2 separate regions of the Homo sapiens genome follow, and region 1 is linked to region 2. A link is an interaction called in ENCODE POLR2A ChIA-PET data of the cell type or tissue named here. Cell type or tissue: IMR-90. All regions are shown on one strand. Each heading gives the region's core, and the rest is flanking DNA. Links, peaks and the distances in the headings are about the cores only.

What was found. ChIA-PET counts read pairs that join two places held together with the same protein. Peaks named below come from ENCODE experiments on the same cell type or tissue, not always from the same donor. Only the 100,000 strongest peaks of a DNase experiment are listed, where the experiment ranks them.
Region 1: POLR2A ChIA-PET joins it to region 2 with 6 read pairs; 2 of 35 experiments call an interaction of 5 or more read pairs at or near these places.

The regions. Positions count from the first base shown.
Region 1 is chr7:17,580,429-17,590,754 of GRCh38, forward strand. No RefSeq gene overlaps it. Among named protein-coding and RNA genes, the nearest start is that of LINC02889, 27 kb to the left of the region's middle. In IMR-90, for the core only: no CTCF peak of the experiment used is centred there; a DNase peak (open chromatin) is centred at 4,583.
Region 2 is chr7:17,667,632-17,677,957 of GRCh38, forward strand. No RefSeq gene overlaps it. Among named protein-coding and RNA genes, the nearest start is that of LINC02889, 110 kb to the left of the region's middle. In IMR-90, for the core only: no CTCF peak of the experiment used is centred there; no DNase peak of the experiment used is centred there.

The DNA.
Region 1 (10,326 bases), core at 1,417-9,416, 87 kb before region 2:
CAAGCTTAATAGCCCAGTCTTATTTAAGGCCTGCAAGAAAACAAGGGAGATATCTATTATCTTGGACACCAAATATATCTTCTCTTTCCCAAAAGGAAAACAATATCTCAATTATCCAAGGCTTTTTTGCTATACAAACTCCTTTGAAAAGATAGTCTAGAACAATAGTTGTCAATGTCCCTGCTCACAATATGTGCAGAAATATGAGAGATCCATAAAGAGTTATCTCCAAACAGTAAAGAACAGGTGTGCAGAGAATATAAAGAACTCTCTAAACTCAATAACAAGACTAACAAGCCACAATTTTAACAAAATAGTTGAATAGACACACTTCAAAAAAAGATGCTGATGGAAAACAGCATATGAAAAAGTATTCAATGTCATTATTGTTAAATATAAATTAAAACTCCAATGCAATGTCCCAACACACCCTCTAGAATGACTAAAATTTAAAAAGATTGATAACAAGTGCTGTGGAGCAACTGGAAATCTCCAACACTGCTGGTGGGAATGCAAAGTGGTACAGACACTTTGGAGAACAGTTTGGCATTTTCTTATAAAGTCAGACTCATCCTTACCATCTAACCCAGAAATTCCACTCATAAGTATTTACCCAAGATAAATGAAAACATATGTCCACACAAACATTTGTATGTTAGTGCTCATAGCAACTTTATTCATAATCGACAGAACCTGGATGTTGGAAATTAATTCTCCATGTGTTTCCTGTGTTTCTACATGTCTTGCTAGTAGAGGCACTGATTGCCTTTGTTTCATACTATCTCTTTAAGCATGTGTACAGAGCAATTTCTCTTTTAAAAAGGCAAGTTAAATTAAAAATATATGTAAAACATAAGCATTCAGGAAAATGTTATCAGAATTCAAGAGACCTGCCAGGCAATTTAACTCAGAGTTCTAGAGTCATCTTCACAACGATGAATTGCTGAAGGAAAAATAATCAGCAATCTCTTGCTTCTGTGCAGGTAGATGATTCTTCACAACCAGAAACTGAATGCTCACACCTAAGACTGGAACTATTTGCAGACTCAACATTGGGAAATAATCTTCACATGGAACTTTCCCCCTGCTTCCACAAGGATCTGCAAATAATTACAGCAGCACAGAAATGTCTATGCTTTTTTTCAGAATTGAGAAAGCTTTTTACCATCTCCATTTATTCTCCCTTGTGATAGAACTCTATTGATCATTAAAAATTAACAAGCCACCCAGTAACTTCATCCTGGTGTCTGACTTAAAACAAAAAGTTTCTTGCATGATTGAAACGGACATCTCTTGGGCATTTTGAAAAAACTGGATTGAAATTACAAAACTAATCTGGTAACACCATATTTTAGTTAGATATATAAACATAACACAGAAATTTACACAACATCCTGCCCCAAGCACAAATATAATTCATTTTCTAATTCTGAAGAAAAATGAGATGAGTATGTAAAAATCATTCTTTACCTGAAATTATTGAAATATATATGATGTACATATATGTGTGTACATATAATACTAGGATTTTATTATGCTAGGTAAGTTAAATAAGGTACTGCAAATTATTTGAAGAACTATTTGATAAAAACTACATACTGTAGAATCTGAAAGAAAATAACTGCATAATTTGAAGTACCTAGTTGTAAAAGCAGAAACACCACAATCAACAGAAAAGGAGTATCTTAATTACCAAGGAGAAAGTCACTAATTGTTAATTTTTAAGGTAAAAGATTAAGGTGAAGATCAGCAGTTCCAAGGGGTTGGGGAATGGAAAAATAGGTGGAGGACCAAGGATTTGAGAGTAGTGACAATACTCTGTATGATACTCGAATGGTGGATACATGTCATTATACATTTTGTCAAACCCATAGAATATGCAATAGCAAGAGTGAGGGAAAACTGGCTAGCCATATGCAGAAAACTGAAACTGGACGCCTTCCTTATACCTTACACAAAAAATTAACTCAAGATGGATTAGAGACTTAAATGTAAAACCCAAAACCATAAAACCCTAGAAGAAAACCTAGGCAATACCATTCAGGACATAGGCACAGGCAGATTAAAACGCCAAAAGCAATTCCAACAAAAGCCAAAATTGACAAATAGGATATAATTAAACTAAAGAGTTTCTTCACAGCAAAAGAAACTATCATCAGAGTGAACAGGCAACCTACAGAATAAGAGAAAATTTTTGCAATCTGTCCATTTGATAAAGTTCTAATATCCAGAATTTACAAGAAAAAAAAAATGACCCCATCAAAAAGTGAGCAAAGGATATGAACAGACACTTCTCAAAAGAAGACATTTATGTGGCCAACAAACATATGAAATAAAGCTCAACATCACTGATCATCAGAGAAATGCAAATCAAAACCACAATGAGATACCATCTCACATCAGTCAGAATGGTGATGATTAAAAGTCAGGAAACAATAGTTGCTAGCAAAGCTGTGGAGAAATAGGAATGCTTTTACACTGTTGGTGGGAATGTAAATTAGTTCAACCATTGTGGAAGATATTACAGCAATTCCACAAGGATCTAGAGCCAGAAATACCATTTGACCCAGCAATCCCTGTACTGGGTATATACCCAAAGGAATATAAATCATTCTACTATAAAGACACGTGTACACGTATGTTTACTGCAGCACTATTTACAATAGCAAAGACATGGAACCAACCTAAATGCTCATCAATGATAGACTGGATAAATAAAATGTGGTACATATACACCATGGAATACTTTGCATACATAAAAAGGAATGAGATTATGTCCTTTGCAGGGACATGGATGAAGCTGGAAGCCATCATCCTCAGCAAACTAACACAGGAACAGAAAACCAAACACTGCACGTTCTCACATAAGCAGGAGTTGAACAATAAGAACACATGGACACACAGAAGGGAACAACACACATCAGGGCCTGTTGGGGGGTTGGGGGAGCAGAGGGAACTTAGAGGATGGGTCAATAGAAGCAGCAAAACACCATGGCACATGTATACCTATGTAACAAACCTGCATGTTCTGCACATGTATCCCTTTTTTTTAGAAGAAATAAAAAGATTTTTAAAAAATAGCAAGAGTGAACCCTCATGTAAACTATGGACTGTGGATAATGATGTGTCAATGTAGGTTCATCAGTTGAAACAAGAGTACCATTCCTGGTTCGAAACATGTCAGCAGGTGTGGGGTATACATGTGTGAGGTGGAGGTTCACAGGCATCTCTATACCTTCCTCTCAATTTGGCTGTGAACCTAAAACTTTTATTTTAAAAAATTAACTTTTTTTTAAGTTGGAAAATAAGAATTGTTCTTCTCTTCAAAGTCTTTTATTTAAAGACCACGTATTATGATATAGTATACCATACCATGCAGGCATGAGCTCTACAGTCTAATGTGAAGGCCAAAGATAAGTACACAAATAACTATAGTTCTGAATATAATCCCCAAAATTCTGCAGGAGAGGTTGATACAAGGTAGTAGTCATTTCCGACAAGAGAAATCAAGGAAGGTGTAATGAAGGAGGTATTTGAGCTAGTCATTGAAGGATAGCTCAGCTCTCTGCAATGCTGCTGGACACAAAGGGCATTCCAGGTAAGAAAAAAAAAAAAAGGCAGTAGGAACCAAGACATGGTGGGAAGACATCATGAGTTTGTAATTAGATTGCAAAGGACATTGGTGACTTTTCCTCACTGGTGTCCAATTCTCTAATTTCATAGCATATAATGGACTGTTTCTGACACTCTTAAGAACAAGTCTTCCTGAATAGCTAATCCTTATTTAATAATTATTACTGTGATATCTTTAAAACAAATCAAAGTTGTTATATCATTAATCCCAGTGGTGAAGGTACGTTGTTATATGTAGTTCCAAAGCTGTTTGAGTGTTATTTATCTATAAATAAACAAAATTAACTAGGTAAATGAAAAATGTCTAATCTGTATAGGTATTGGAGGGAGGGAATATGGAGGTTATTAGGTATTTTAAAGAGGTATTTTAATGATGAGTATATTGAAGTACATAAAGATTTAATGAAATGCTCAAATTTAATTATTTTTCATTTAATAACTGCTTACATGGAATATTTTAGAACATTAACTCATTTGATTTTCATAACAATCTTGATATGGTGCTACTGTGATCCTCATTTTACAGATGAGGAAACTGAGACACAAAGCAATTAAGAGACTCCCCTTGTCAGCACTAAAGCCAGGATTGGTTCCCAGGCAGGTGGAGGTAGATTCCATACACCAGGTTACCAATCACTGCTCTAGTTGCCTCTCCAAACCAGTTAGTGGCAGAGTGAAACCCAGAACACAAGGACCCCGAGTCCAAATCTTTTTTTTTCACTCTAAAATATCTGTTACTACACATCCAACACAAGTTTTCATGATCCCAGTCACTAAGGCTCTTTGCTACCTCTTTATCAAAATGCTTTCTTTTCTCCTCAAATTTTAGATATGGTTGTGTTTCTTATTTTTACAGATGGAATTTCTCTCCCTCAGCTACACTCAATTTACATCTCCCTACAACCAAGCCATGACTAGTTAAACCACAACAAACAAGCCTCAGCATTATGCATTCCTTCAACAAAAAGGGAGAGAGAGAGAAAACTAACCACACGTATTGTCTGTCCATATTTGTCCTGGAAATGAAGGAATAGAAAGCAAGCTGTTGCACTGGTTCATACAACTCATTTGTAGCACAAATACTTGGTGGTGGTGAATTTTATGGTAACCTCCCTTTTAGAGGCCATAGCTGAGGAAAGCAAAAGGCCCTCTTTTCACTTCATTGTCTATACTCAAGCATGTCATTTCATCCTTGTGGAACAGGATATTGAAGGGAATTTTTCCCTGAATGACTGGCTAGGATCCATGACTGGAAACGACAGGACAGAAGTATCCTAACGTTTTAGAACGTTTTAGAATGTCAATAGCTGCAGATAGCACCCAACATCTGCCAGGATTAAGAGATGGCAAAATCAGGCTTCTACTTGTGCCTAGATGCCTCCTATAGAGATATCTGATTGGTCTGGTGCCACTCTTGGCAATAAGATGTTTTTTAAAGCTCCCCAGGTAATTCTAATTGCAGGCAAGGTTGGAATGACTGCTATACAAGAGAAGGGAGCAGTGCAGACAATAAGATGGTCATCTTCTTCTCAAGCAGTGAGAAGATTACCACTTCCAAGTAAGATGTATCTTTCTTCTCTGAATAGCCTGGAGAGTGGGAATGTGGTTGGAAAGAAGTCCAAGAGGGCTTTCCTGTAAGAAAGGATGCTGTTTAGGGGTATGCTTAGACTCCGCCTGTGTGGGAAGAGAATGAGAACAACATTATGGTACACAGAAGAGAGTGACATGGAATAGACAGCTATGCTGCAGCCGTCTTTCATCATAGGTTACCCAAGAAAGCTGTTTACCAGGTGCCAGCCAAAGTCTGGGTTGTGGCAGCAAAAATCTGTGGCTAGACTACTGGTGGTGGGGATTGTCTGGGCTATAAGGTATAAGGTTCCACTCCGAAAACCGGGCAGTGGACAGACTCCACTCTGTGCCCCAAAGGTGGACACTTGGATGCTGCCCCATAGAGGCATGGAAGGACAGCAGAGAAGCATCAACCACCAACAAAGAGATCTAAACCAGGGCCAGATGAAGACAGACACCTCCTCTACTCCCTCCTTCAATTCCAAGACACAGGAGGTATTTGCGCCTAAAAGATGAAGCAGAAAAATTTGGATTTCTTTGGATTAAATTGTGAGCTTGGAAATTGAAAACTGAGCTCAGTTATAGTAGTGATAATTAACCAGAAATGTAGAGAATCCACCAAAGATGCTGCCTAAAAGCAGAAAAGAAGTCTTCTAACCAACAAAATCAAGGCAGAATGGGGCAGATTTGTGGAAGCTTGCACATTTGTCCAGAGGCAGTTTATTTCTGTGGAAGAAAATGGATATGCTCAAAGGATATGACAGTTTGTGTGACTGACTGACTTTAACAGGAACAATGCGCCATTATACCATCCTTTGTGTAGAATGTAGGAACGCTACTGGTTGGATGCTCTGAACTTGGCTTCCTTACAACTTCTGTGTCTTCTGCCTTGGTTGACGGGGGTCAGAAGTCCAAGTCGATGGTGACTTGGCTGCAATGAGATATGAAACACACACCAAGCAGTTGCACTGACTATGTACAAATTATGTAACTCTTTGAATCTCAATTTTCTTATACAGAATATGGGAATAACATCTGCTCATGAGGTGGTTTTGAGGATTGCATTTTGCCTCACAAAAATGGCTGGCACGTGACCTACTCAATAAATGTTCATAAAAATCCATCTTGATATAACACTCTTCTAGCATAAAATTCTAGTTAATAACCCCCATTTAAATGAACATAAGTACCTAAAGGACTTTGGTGAAAGATTGTTTCATAGAAAGGGCATCCATGTGGCACAATAGACAGGACATCCACGGTCTTATCTTCCTCCAGATTAACGCTTGTGGTTTCCTGGAAAGTTTTTAAGCACAGTTCATACTAATAACAGCCATGCATCGGCTATTGGATCCTATTTAAAAGCTACTTCACTTGATGATTTTTAAGTATTCAGATTTAAAGTGTCTGGCCCTTTTAAGAAAACAGTAAAATAAAGAAACAGAGATTTTGAATGAGAGAATACTAACACTTATACTTCCAAAACTATTTTTCTTCTTAGGAGGTAATTCAGAGCTAGACGGCAGACAGAACAAATGCTCGGTAACCAGGCAGCAATCTATGGATCAGAGGAACACGAAGGTAAAAGTAATTAAGGCTAATTAAGGACACATTGCAACAGGAGAGGCTTACAGAAGAAAAAAAAATTATACCTTTCCTTTGAATAGAAGTTAGGAATAGCTGGAATGGGGCCTAGAAACATGAAAAAGTACCAAAATAGTCTCAAACATGGAAGAACACTAAAAACCTTCCTTTAGAATAAAAGGAAGCTAAATTCTTAAATACTCAGTTTTTGTTAGCTATTACTTACAAATACATCCTATGAACTACACTTAGGACTATCCATTTCTTTGACACTAAATTATAAGACAAAAGCAGCTCATCAATATACATATCATTTTCTTCATAAATAATTGTATGAAAAAGCAAAGTCAAATGCACCTTGCTTTCCATCTTGGATTCCAGTTTATCCTTACCAGAAGAAAACCTGTGAGTGCAGGGAAAAGGCAACCCTTATACACTGTTGATAGGAATGTAAATCAGTACAACACCTGTGGAAAACAGTATGCCAATTTCTCAAAGAACTAATAGAACTCCCATTTGACCCAGCAACCCCACTGCTGGCTATCTACTCAAAGGAAAAGAAATCATTCTATATTTTTAAAGACACCTGCACCCATATGTTTATTGCAGCACTATTCTTGATAGCAAAATCATGGAATCAGCCTAAGTGTCCATCAGTGGTGGATTGGATAAAGAAAATGTGGTATATAGGCAACATGGAAAACTATGCAGCCATGAAAAATCATGAAATCATGTCCTTTGCAGCAACATGGATAGAGCTGGAGGCCATTATCCTAAGTGAAATAGCTCAAACTGAAAATCAAATACTGCATGTTCTCACTTATAAGTGGGAACTAAACAATGGGTACACATGGACATAAAGATGAAAATAAGACACTGGGGACTCCAAAAGGCAGGGAAGGTGGGAAGGAGTGAGGGCTAAGAAAAATTACCTATTGGGTGCAACGTTCACTATTTGGGTGATGGGTACGCTAGAAGCCCAAATCTCACCATTATACAATGTATCTATGTAACAAACCTGCACATGTACCCCACTGAATCTAACATTTAAAAACATAACTTTTAAAAAAAGAAAATCTATTCTTGGGCACCAAGATATTCCAAACTCCAAACCAATGGCTTTTAACTGTAAATGTACATCAGAATCATCTGTGAGCTTTCAAGACACACACACATACACACACACACACACACACACACACACACACACCCCACACCCACTTTGTTCCCAATTCGAACCATCTGGATCAGAAACTCCTAGGGTAAGCATGGCCCAGGAATGTGTATTATATGTTAAGTCTCCAGAGATGCTAATATGTACCTCCCATCATAACCACAAGCCATCACCATTCCACTGGTGGCAGCTACCGAAATTGTAGATATTATCCCCCAAAGAAGAGTTAATCCAAATACTCCCTCTCATGATCAAGCTGAGAGCCTTCCACAGTTTTACTTTACAGTCTCTGATAAACTATCCCAGACAAGTATAACCTAAATTATTTTAAATAAAAGTCTGTTTGCATACCAAACATTTCCAAAAATAGGAAACAGGATTTGCCCAATAATGATTTATTGTATATTGATCAAGACTAGATTCTAATATCGAAGTCATTAGAGCCTCTTTCCCAATGCTCTGCATCATCTGTACTTTGGGCAGAATGAACCACAGCAGATGACAAAATCATCTCTTCCTTATAGGCCATTATCTCCTGCTGTGGGGATTGGTCAATGAATAACTAGCAATTGGGCACCTATTATAACAGAGCACTATCCAGGTGCTATACTTTCACTTAATCTGTGTTTTTAAGGAAGTTAAAATGCAATTTGACAGTCAACCCATCAGAAAATAGGCAACAGGAACAAAGGGCAAGATATAAGTTTGAAGTCAAAGTTATACAAAGGAGGGAAGCTGTTGGCTGAGCTTATCAGAGAATAATTTGTGGAGGACGTCTGAGCTTGGTCCTAGGAAATAGCAATAATGAGGTTAGTAGAAAAACTTTGAAAAGATCACTTGAACTCAATTTGTAGTTCAAGAAATATTCACTGGAGATCTGCTACATGATCAATCCTGGAGTAGTCAATATGGTAGAAGACAAAGATGATGGGCACCCAGTCCTGTTCCTGAAAGGCTCATACTAACTCACAGCAAAGTACAAGTATTTATCATCTACACAAACAGCTGTTGGAAAAACATGGCAGGCTTCGTGGAGGTGGTGGCTTTTTTAGCTAGGTCTTAATATAAAGGAATTTGACAAGAAGAATATGAAGAAAATGACTTTCTAAGACAATGAAGCAGGCTGTATCTGGGGAATTAATTTATTTAATTTTCTCCAAATTGTATTGTATATATTTGTATATCAAATGCGTTGTTTATATATTTACATAAAGAATATACATCCCTGAAAAGGAAAATATTCCTATTTTAATTATTCAGGCAGATAGATGACCAATGCCTCATAGGCAAATTGGCCACGTGTTCACAACAGCTGTTTGCACCTATGTTCCTCCAATGAGGGAAGAAAACATTGAAAAAACAGGATCGTTGACTTGCCTTCATTCTATGTCTCAACACATGCAATTCTGACTTAGAATTCTGTGTTTATCCAATTGTACCACAAAGCTTGCATTTATGGAAATATAAGACAAAAATAAATAAAGGCACTGGGAAGTGTTTGGGAAACATGACACATGTTAGCTTATAACTCGAGTACATGGCAGAGGCAGAATTCATTTCAATATCAAGTCTGTCGTCACCATTGAGAAAGAAAGGTTTGATAGACTACACGAATCCCAGTGTTTATTTGTATTGAACGGTGTCCCCATCTTTCAAGGCATTTTAAAAATGTATTTATATCCTTTTATGTTCTGAAAAATTCCTTGTTACTCCCATTATATAGATAAGAAAGTAAATGCAAGAAAAGCCCATTATCTCACAACTAAATTGGTACCCAGCTTCAATTTCTAGTTAACTACTAATAAAGTGAAGCTTTATTGGCTCTTCATTTAACACTGTGATGTTCTGCCCTTGTCTCTCTGCCAGATCCACGTCTCCACCTTTGAAACAACTGCCTTTGATACCATGCCTAACATATTCTAAGGTTAAAAGGCAGCTTAGAGTGCATTTTAGAAATACTCAGAGGGTTTGATGGATGTTAAAATGCTCTCATAAAATAACATCTTGATATGAGTTAATTGTGAATTAATGAAAAACATGTGAATCCTAATACATTCAAATAACTCATTGGTTCAAAAAAACAAGGCAGGTCTGCTTAGTGGAAAACATGCTGCCAACTCCCAGATATTTAAGCAAAAAATCATGACAGTCTAAATCCAACACATGCTGGATAGGTCTATCTCTGTGCGTAAATTTAAAGAAGGCATTTTTGTGAGTGCTAAACAACCAGTCTCCTGAAAATCAGCCAAGCATTTGGAGATTATATTCTACTGCCCCATTAATACTGTAAAGAAGTCTATGGAATGGCAACGTTCTCTGAAAAGGGTACCTGAATCACCTGGGAAGCAGACTCCCAAAGACAGTGA
Region 2 (10,326 bases), core at 947-8,946:
TGTACCAGCTGTCTAGTTGCCCCTCACACTAATGTAGCAGGGGGCGCCATTCCTCCATGAGGTTTCTATCATTTGGAGCATCAAGTCTCAAAAACTCAGTATTTATGGGAGTCAAACTGAAGTTCTTAGTAAAAATCCAGACTCTCTGAGCAAGAAGCCCCCCAGAAATTTGGATTCAGTAAGTCTGAAATCTGCACTGTAGCAAGCAGCTCACCACCTTTCCCACCCCGCTATCCTTCTGATGCAAGTGGCGCTAAGACCATATCTTGAGAAATACTAACATAAAATATAAAGCCCCAAATTATTAACTTTTAGTATTTTAGAACATCCATAATTAAACTTCAAACTTTTAAAATCCAACACATGTTTTTTGAAGAGATTCTATGTGCTAGGGTCAGGGAAAGGAAGATGAATTTGCCCTTTTCTAAAGGGAATCAGAGTTGAAGAAAGAGAAATAGCCAGGTAAGCAATAGCTGCCATACACTTTAATTGGGTGGTACATGTGCATGACCCCTTAAAGTGCTGATTAACATTGTTGATTGTATACCTTGAATCTACAACATATATAGTAAAACAACTCATAGTTCTTACAATAAGAGCAGTCACCATGTATTGAGCTCCTGGTGTGTGCTAACTGCTGAGACAGAGATATTTTTCAAACAATAACTACCCAATCCAACAAACCTGCATAGTTTTCAGATCCTCTTTTTACATATTAAGAAACTGGCTCAAAGGACTTCAGTAATATCTCAGTGCAAGATTTCAAAGTGAGTAAAAAGCTGGGGTGGATTGCAAACCTAGGTCTGTTCTACCCTAAAAACTGTCTTCCTTCTTGAGTTCATGTCCTTTGCAGGGCCATGGATGAAGCTGGAAACCATCATTCTCAGCAAACTATCACAAGGACAGAAGACCAAACACCGCATGTTCTCACTCTGAGGTGGGAATTGAACAATCAGAACACTTGCACACAGGGTGGGGAACATCACACACGGGGGCCTGTTGGGGAGTAGGGGACTGGGGCAGTGATAGCATTAGGAGAAATACCTAATGTAAATGACAAGTTGATGGGTGCAGCAAACCATGGCACACATATAACTATGTAACAAACCTGCACGTTGCGCACATGCACCCTAGAACTTAAACTATAATAATAAAAAAAAAAAATGTCTTCCTTGTAAGAGAAGCTGCCTCCTTAAATTTACACATTTTGGAAGTTTATAATGTATTTTAAATTACAGTATTCTAATTAATTTTCACGGCAATGGTAACAATTATTTTTTATTCCTATCTTGCTGATAAGAAAACTGATTTCTGAGAAGTCAAGGAACATGCCCATGAAACATGAAAAATCAAACTTGAAACCAAGACTCTATGAAAACTGATGATATCTTCATAACACTATATATATTGATCAGTTTAAGTTATGCTTGATGGAAAACAACAAACAAAAAAATAACCCCACAATCTCAGTGTTGATGACAACAAAGGTATATTTCTTGTTCATATTAATGTCTGTTGCAGACGGGTTTCAGTTGAACTTCATATCTTTGGCATTCCAGGGTAGTTCTTTTTCTGGGAAGTGAGTCTGCCCTTGCAGCAAAGGAAAAAGCAATGATGGAACCATGCAATAGCTCTGAACGCTTCCATTTGGGAGTGACGTATGTCACTTCTTTTACTTTTAAATAGACAAAGCAAGTCACATGGCCAGGCTGCTATTCAGAAGCTACTGAGAAATGACACTGCTTTCCTGAGCGAACAGATTTGACATACCTCTGCACTTCTACCACTGAAATCTTGTCTGAGCTGGGAGGCAGCATCATTCTCTGACATCAGCAGGAACACCAACTATAACGTTTCATGGCATTCTGACACAAGAAATCAAAGACACAGGGGAAGAGAGGTAGAGAAACATTTCTTTGGAGCCTCAAGAGTGATAATCACAAGAGAATATGTTCAGATTTGGGGGTTGCCCTCTGCCTGAGACAGAGGTACTCATAGGCTCTTTGATAACTATGTTTGTGTATGTATTTGTGAGACCCAACAAAACCTTGGTAACAATTATTGCATAAATCAGCACCTTTCCAATTCTAAAATGTGAAGTCAGTTGTGAAGTATGTTGTGAGTAATTCATTACTAATAATAATGTTACTACTACTAATAACACTACTAATAACTAAAGTTTTTAAATAATTGACATTTGTAAACAAATGAGGATAAATTTAAGGACAACCTTTACATTCTAGCCTGCTTATTTCCTTACTCACATGCTAATGTTTTCTTAAATAGGAGAGAAAGTGTTGGGGCTATAGCTACTTTCTAAAGAATTGTGTTTAACCAACCATTATTACACCCCTGAGTGTGTGTCACAAACGTGAACTTCAATTTACATGTGTGTTGTGGCCAAAAACAGGTTGAAAACTACTTATCTAAACCACAATCCCATTTATCACTTCTATATCATAGCAAGTAGCTCCATGTCTGTTCTCACTAGCCAGACAGTAAGCATCCCAAGAACAAGAACCATATTTCCCCGTTTCCTTGTATTGATCACAGTTGAATCTGATACTACTAGAAGGAATCATTATTGGCAGAGGTAGGGAATCTGTTTATTCCTCTTAAGGGCCACTGACCCATGGAGGAGGAAAATCTAATGATAAGCATATAGCAATATAACTTTTTATTGAAACATGGTGTCTTAGTCCATTTAGTGTTAGTATAAAGAAATAATTGAGGGTGGGTAATTTATAAGGAAAAGGGGTTTGTTTGGCTCACCCTTCTGCAGGCTGTGCTAGATGCCTGGTACCAGCATCTGCTTCTGATGATGGCCTATGGCTGCTTCCACTCACAGCAGAAGGTGAAGCAGGGTCAGTGTGTGTAGAGACACATGGCGAGAGAGGTAGCAAGAGAGACAGGGGTGGTGCCAGGCTCTTTTTAACAACCAGCTCCCATGAGATTGAGGTCAGTGAGAACTCTATTCCCACAAGGACTGCACTAAACCATTCATGAGGGCTCTGCCTCCATGACCCAAGCACCTCCTATTAGTCCCCACCTCCAACATTGGGGATAAGTTTCATCATGGGATTTGGGAGGACAGACATCCAAACTACAGCACATGGAGAAAAAAAGAGCATTTTATCTACAAATTTTTTAAGTTATCAACAGAGCTAAATGATACGATGAGAATTTTCCCTTCATCTCATCGAGATCAACCAACAAAATATTTTTGAATAATTATGGTAGAGATTACAGACTGCCAAAAAAAAAAAAAGAACTAGCATTAGTGCACTTGTCCAAGCCAGAAAAAATTAAGTTGTGGACAGTATCTAATGATTAGCTTTTTCTCACACCTTGATCTGAACCGGGGAATGGGCAGTGAGTACCCCAACAGTTATATTTGCAATCAGAGATTCTGAAGAGTCAAGCAACAAAAGACTCCCACCCTGCCAAGTACAGGCCCAGAGCTGAGACTTCAAAAATGGAAAAGAGGAATTATTTGTTCAATGACCAGAATACATTTCACTTACCTTAATTTCAACTCAAGTCTTTTTGGGCTATCCAGATACAAAAAGTCAACTGATACAGAAAAAGGGAAAGCATACATTGGATATCCCGTTCCCAACTTAAAACATTAAACTGTAAGAAATCTGAGTTGACATTTATGATGATAGCTGCTCCTGAGCAAGCAAGGAAATAGAAAGGCTTTTATTTTCTTTAAAAAGGCAGACAAGCTTCTGAGGCCCTCCCCAAAACAGAAACTTGATGTGTATTTTTTCCCTTTGAAGTCAATAGGAATTAAATCTTGGAGATACACAAGGCAGAGAAATGCCAGTATTCTGAACATTCAGTAACAACCAAGCTGCAGACGGCTTTGCCTGATAACGTAAAGAAACCAAATAATTCAAATATAGACCCATTTCCCCATGACATGGTCTTCTATTTTATTTTTAATTTTATTATATGCTAGGCAGATTGACTGCAAGAAAGGCGTGAGTCAAATACAACAACAACTTTCTTTTAAAAAATGATAGCTCAAATGTTGAATCCTTCCTAAAGGCTTTACCAATGGTAGCACATCTAGCAAATGAAAATATATGTACAATTGAAAAAGATTTACAATGGCTGGGGGAGGGGATGCTATTTAATTCTTTCAAGGAAGCCATTTTTACATAGATCTTTTCAAGTATGGTTAAGGCCCAAAATTTATGATAGACTTCCACTTGAAAGAAGGGAAAAACACTGGGTGCCTTATTAGATGCCTACGTTGAATGAAGTACCTATTTATTTGAATAAGGAAATGGCCCCTCTCTTCTCCATTAGTTTATATCTTCCTATTTCCCCTCTCTGTTTGGCTGAAGCTGAAGCTAAGCCCTGATTTACACCAGTTCTTAAAAAAAAAAATCCTGTGACCCTTTCCACAAATCCTAACTAGAAGTGATGGCTTAGCCTGCATAGAATGGCTCCAGCTAATAAACTCCTCTCTCCAGCCAGATTCCTCACTGTGACGTTGAACTCATATCTCCCACACAAGGTTGAGGATGTGTGGGAGAGACACAGGCAGTGAAACAGCTAAAGTCAGAACCACAGTGTAGAGTAAGAAGTCTTTGGGTCTAACCAAAGCACTGAGCTTCTCAAAGACTTCTTATTCTTTTATTTATTTATTTATTTTTCGCAATGCCACCTTGGCATGCAAAACATTAAACTGTAAGAAACCTTGGCATTGCAAAAAAAAAAAAAAGAATAAGAAGTCTTTGGGAAGCTCAGTGCTTTGGAGGTGAAGATCACAGCTGTCATACGGGCCTTTACAGTGACAGGTACTTTACATACACGAGGCTGTATAATCCTGTCAGCTCACCTAGGAGGCCTCTGTTTTAGGGTTGAAGAAACTGAGGCCTAGAGAGTTTGAATAAGTTGCCCATATTAGCATTTTTAAAGCTAGATCTGTTTAAATTCAAATTCCCCGTTTTAACCACTCATTTTGCCCAAGGTGCTATTAGAAGGTTATCTCTGAAAGAATAAATAAGACATTGATAATAGCAGTTCCTTGAGGATGGGGGTGGAGGGATACAAGAACCAGAAATCTAAGGAGACGGAAAAGGAGACATATTTTTCACTGTACACCCCTTTGTACATTTTTATTTTTTTACCTTGCATTGTTGATCTTCATTATTCATGGATTTCCTGTTTGCAGATTTGTCTACCAGCTATAATTTATGTGTAACCCCAAAATCAATACTAGCATGCCTTCACCGTCATTCACAGACATTCATACATTGGCAGAAATTTTGGATTGCCCCAACAAGCACATTCCCAGCTGAGGTGGAACCCGGAAAAGCTCTGCCTTCGGCTTCAGTTCTCATACAGAGATGAGTCGAGGGTGGTGACAGCAAGGAACTGATCTGGGCAGTGCTGGAAACTCCAGCTCTGGGCTGGTTGGATGGGGTTGAGTCCCAGTCTGGCACCTATTAGTGGGGTGGCCTCAGACAAGTCACTTAACACTTCTGATGCTTGTTTTCTCTTTTGAAAAAGTAAAGAAAATAGAATCTACTAGCATGAATTGGGTTCGGGATTTATATTATAATCTATGTATATATGTGTACATATTTCCCTGGGAGAAATAGTTCTGTATTCACTAATTCAGTGTTCACAGCAACTCTGTAGAGCATAACTACCATGGATAATGAGAATCGACTTCATATGCATTTTTAATACTGTGTCTGAGGGAGTACGTATATGTGTGTATTATATATGTGATTTTTATGATTATGTGAGCACAATGGTTGGGGGGGCTTTTAAAAAAGGGGGTATATATCCTTAAGTGTTAAGGATGAAGTCAAGAACATAGTCTAGGTTGTCAACCCTAAATTTGAGACAAAGAGCTCATATGGACTAAGGAAGACAGGAAAAGGTGCCAGTTGACCATGTGGACAAGGCACGTTAATAGATCTAAACACATTAATAGAAGTAATCTCATCCTTTAGATAGTCTAGGAATTAATACTCAGTGAGGATTCAGAGATAGTTCTGAGATTGGAAGTGAACTATAGAGGCCCTGAAGGGCAAAACATAAATACTCTTAGCCAAGGTATCTTTCAAGCGAAAGTATGCTTGCAGCTGCTGAACCATGAGTCTATCCAAGAAGGAGGACAAGCAATGGCAGAAGAGCTCCAGGTGTCATCAAGTGGGAAGCTGTGGAGGTGCTGCAGCAGCAGATATTGGGAGCCCAGCTGCGGGAAAGCTGGGGGCTCAGGAAGCTAAGACGAGGCCAATGGGTCATGCTAGAGTCCATAGCTGAAATCAAGTGCTGAATGGGTCCCATGACCCAAAAAAGGTTAAGAATTTTACCTAAAAAAATGTATAAAATATTTGATTTTTTTTATAATTCCATCACCACTCTTAGCAGTTTTCTTTTTAAGGCAATGTTTTGAAAAGAAACAGAAAATCCTTGCAAACGTCCAACTGCAAGGAATATGTGGCCCCAGCAGCTGTGCTCTAAGATCCATTGCCATGTTTGTGCCGAGGTTGGGCTTCCCATTGGCTGCTTTGCATGGGGCAGGGATGCGGAGGCAGGCTCTTTATTGGGGGACAGAAGACTGTGCTGACCATGACTCTGGCTTGAGGACCCATGGCCTTTCCGAACCTTCCTTAGACTGCACAGTGGCCTAGGGCACTTTCACACAACCCTCCCTCCCTCTTTCCTTGTCTATGTTGCAACTGCATCCCAGTCCCGTGGCCTCACCCTGCTCACTCTCCATTTCCTCTCACAAGGCTGTTCCCCTAATAAAATCCTTACATGTTTATTCATGTCTTTTCATCTGCTTCTCAGATGACCTGCACTAACAAAAGAACCAAACTTCGAATGCTTCATAAAAGTTGCCGAGCTGTGAACAACAATTAAAAAAAAAAAAAAAAACAGAGAACTTGGAAACCACACTGTGTGCTCTGCCGTCACTTGTTCACTGCCCCTCCGTTTCCAAACTCAAAGCCACAGGATGTAGATTCAAGGCTTCTAAATCAAGATTATAGGTTACTGTACATCTCAGACTGTATACTTAATTTGAAACCTTTAACAATCTCATGTAAGTGAATTTGAAATCTCCTCATGTTATGAGATCCATTCCACTGAGCATCTAAAGTACTCTGGGCATCTAAAACCACATTGTAGTCTAGAGAGGCCAGGGCCCTCATGCCTCCAGGCCATTCTACGTGCCTTTCCTGGATGCCCTTCCCTGCCATTTCTTCCTAGTGAATTTCTACTTGTTCTTCAAAACAAAGCTCAAAGTTCACCTTATCTAGGAGACCCTCTCTCATTCCCCCAGCTAAATTACCTTCTTGTCTCCTGTGCTTCTTTAGGGATTTGTACCTAACTTTACTGAAATACCTATCAAGTAGAGTTTTTTTTCAGGTGCCGGTAATTTAATAAGTAACTAGAAGTGCCTGAAGCAAGAGGAGATTATTATCACTACTACCTCACAGAACAAGAATTCTGGAGAAAGTTGGTAGCACGGTTAGTTCAGTTCTACATTGTTATCAAGGACGATCTCCTTTCTATCTGTCCATCAACCATCCCCAACGAGTTAGAAAATTGCTCCTCAAGCTCCAACCACCATCACCTCAAAACCACTCTCAAAAGCAGGAAGAGAAGGAGCGATATCCTACCCACTTGTCTCCATTTTTGATTAGTGGAAAGGATTTCCTTTCCAGGTATGCTTTTCCAGAAGAGTCTAACTTTTGTCTCACTGGCCAGGAAGAAGGCCACATGGCCATTCCAGCCAATCATGGTAAAGGGGAACAGGATTACCTAAGTGGCTTTAACCAATCATAATGCATCCCTGAATAATGAGGCCTACCTTCTTTGGGCATCTTGCTGCTTTATTTATTTATTTATTTTTAAATCAGGGCCCAGTTAGCCAGGAAGACAGAAAGAGTGACTGTTGAACAGAGAACCAATGGTGTCTGCCTCATCCCTGACTTGGAATTGCCAGGTTACTGCCTCTCTTTGCCACCACAGCTCTACAGTTCTTGGAGGGCAGGAGCCTTGTCTTATTCATCTTTACATCATCCATAACTGGCCCGTAGTAGCATTCAGTATGAGTTTTAACATTTGAAACATTCATTTGTCTGAATACAAACAAATACAGTAAACATGGAAAACTACTAAAATGCTTAAAAATATGCTTACAAAATAAAACATTAGATAGATTCTGCAACGCCTCCCATGAAAGATTAATAGGAATGCTATCTTGATTGTAGACAGTATGAGAGTCGGTTGAAGAGGATAATTAACCAAGGTGAAATAACAACAAAAACATTCTGACTCAATAGCCTATAGTCAAAATCCCATACCCACTGGCTTTCTGATGTGTGCTTCAAATACAGTGTTAGTGCCTCACTATTTAAATAGTGACCATGGAATACATGGTGCACCAAAGAGATGCTTACACTAGTGAAAACGAACACTAATGAAATTTTACTGGAGGCCACAGACAACCACAATTATTGATTTTACATGAGATCTACTACTTATTAAAGCCTTTTGCAATTCTTGGACTTCAGAGGTTATCAAGAAACAGACTAAATCTCTCTGAATTGGGTCCTTTCAACAATTCTGATTACACTCACCTGATATTTCATTTTAAATTTCATGTTTATAAACACATTCCCCTCTCATTCTAAGACCAGAGGTCAGACATTAATTGCTCTCCAAGGATGGCTTTGCCCAATTTGGGAACGGGCCAGATTGTTGTGTTAGAAATTTTCCTCAGTCAACAACCTTTTTGAAAAGACCAATTCATAGAAGGCGTGGATACATTTAGAGAAAAACAGCTCTCTAAAGGATGTAAGAAGGGTATAAAAATCACTATAAACTCAACTATGTGTGTAAGAACATTTGCAACTGTACATTTTCCGTAAAATAATTTAATTTTATTATAAGCTCCCATTGGGCCATGCAGGTAGAAAATTTAACTCAGTCATTAAGGTTCCCTGTCCACCAATACCAACATGGGTCTGTGGCGTGCTTCCAAGATTCTATGCAGGTCCAAGATATCTTGAGGGTAGAAGAGGCCCTCTGGTTACACATCATCTATCCACACATTTTCTCACGTCTACAGATTGCTGTGAGGCCATTTTTCCACTGATGTGGGAAATTATTTTCTCATCTCTACCCCTTTCTCCCAGCCTAGAGAAATCTTTCTTTCCTTGGGAAGTAACTATTGTAGTTAAACATAAAGGATAACTCTAAAGAAATAAGGTTGCTTTCTGTATAATTCACACATCATTCTACACATTTAAAAAAAAAATTTACCAGAACATGAAATTGTTTCTAATGCTATAAAAAGGGAACAAGGCATCGAGGTTATGAACACGAACTGTGAGCCAGTCTGCCTGGGTTTGATATATGACCTTGGGAAATTTATTTTACCTCACTTTCTTCATCTGTAAAATAGAGACAATGCAACTATTTCAAAGGAGCTGTCACGAGGTTTATATGAGATAAACATATAAAGTATTCAAAACAGTACTTAGCATTTAATAAGTATTGTAACTATTGCCATTTTTATTTCTATAATAATATTGAAAATTAAAATATAAAAATGTATACAGGCTGAGCATCCCTAGTCCAAAACTCCAAAATGCTCACAAATCCAAAACTTTCTAAGTACCAACATGACAACATAAGTGGAAAAATTTACACCAAACCTCATGTGATGGGTCTCAGTCAAAATGCAGGCAAAACTTTGCACAAAATTATTTAAAATATTGTACAAAATTACACTCAGGCTATGTATATAAAGTGTTTATGAAACATAAATGAGTTTTGTGTTTAGATTTGGACTCCATCCCCAAGACGTCTCATTATGTACATGCAAATATTTCAACATCCAAAAACTTTTGAAATCCAAAACACTCTGTTCCCAAGCATTTCAGATAAAGAATACTAAGTCTGTATTTTACATTTTTTTGTACATTCAGTAAAGGACCTATTATGAATCATATGCTGAGGCTTCCATGATAAATAAGTTGGGAATGGATTAGCTAGACATGTCAAGATGCTTGGGATAGTTAAGCCCTTTGAAAGAGGTAACACAGGATGCAGTGAAACAAGGGTCATTTAACTATCTTAGAGGATGAGACTGGGTTTTTCAGGCGAAGAACAGAGGAAGTCTCTCTCAAGAAGAGTAGCAGCGTGTAAACTCTGGAAGTAAAAAGAAATACGGCTTATTTGAAAAATTGCTAAGCATAACTAGGAGATCAAGGCAATAGTCTTGCTTTAGAGAGAAATAAAGTTCAAGACAGAAGTAAGGGCCAAATCATCAAAGCCCTGTGT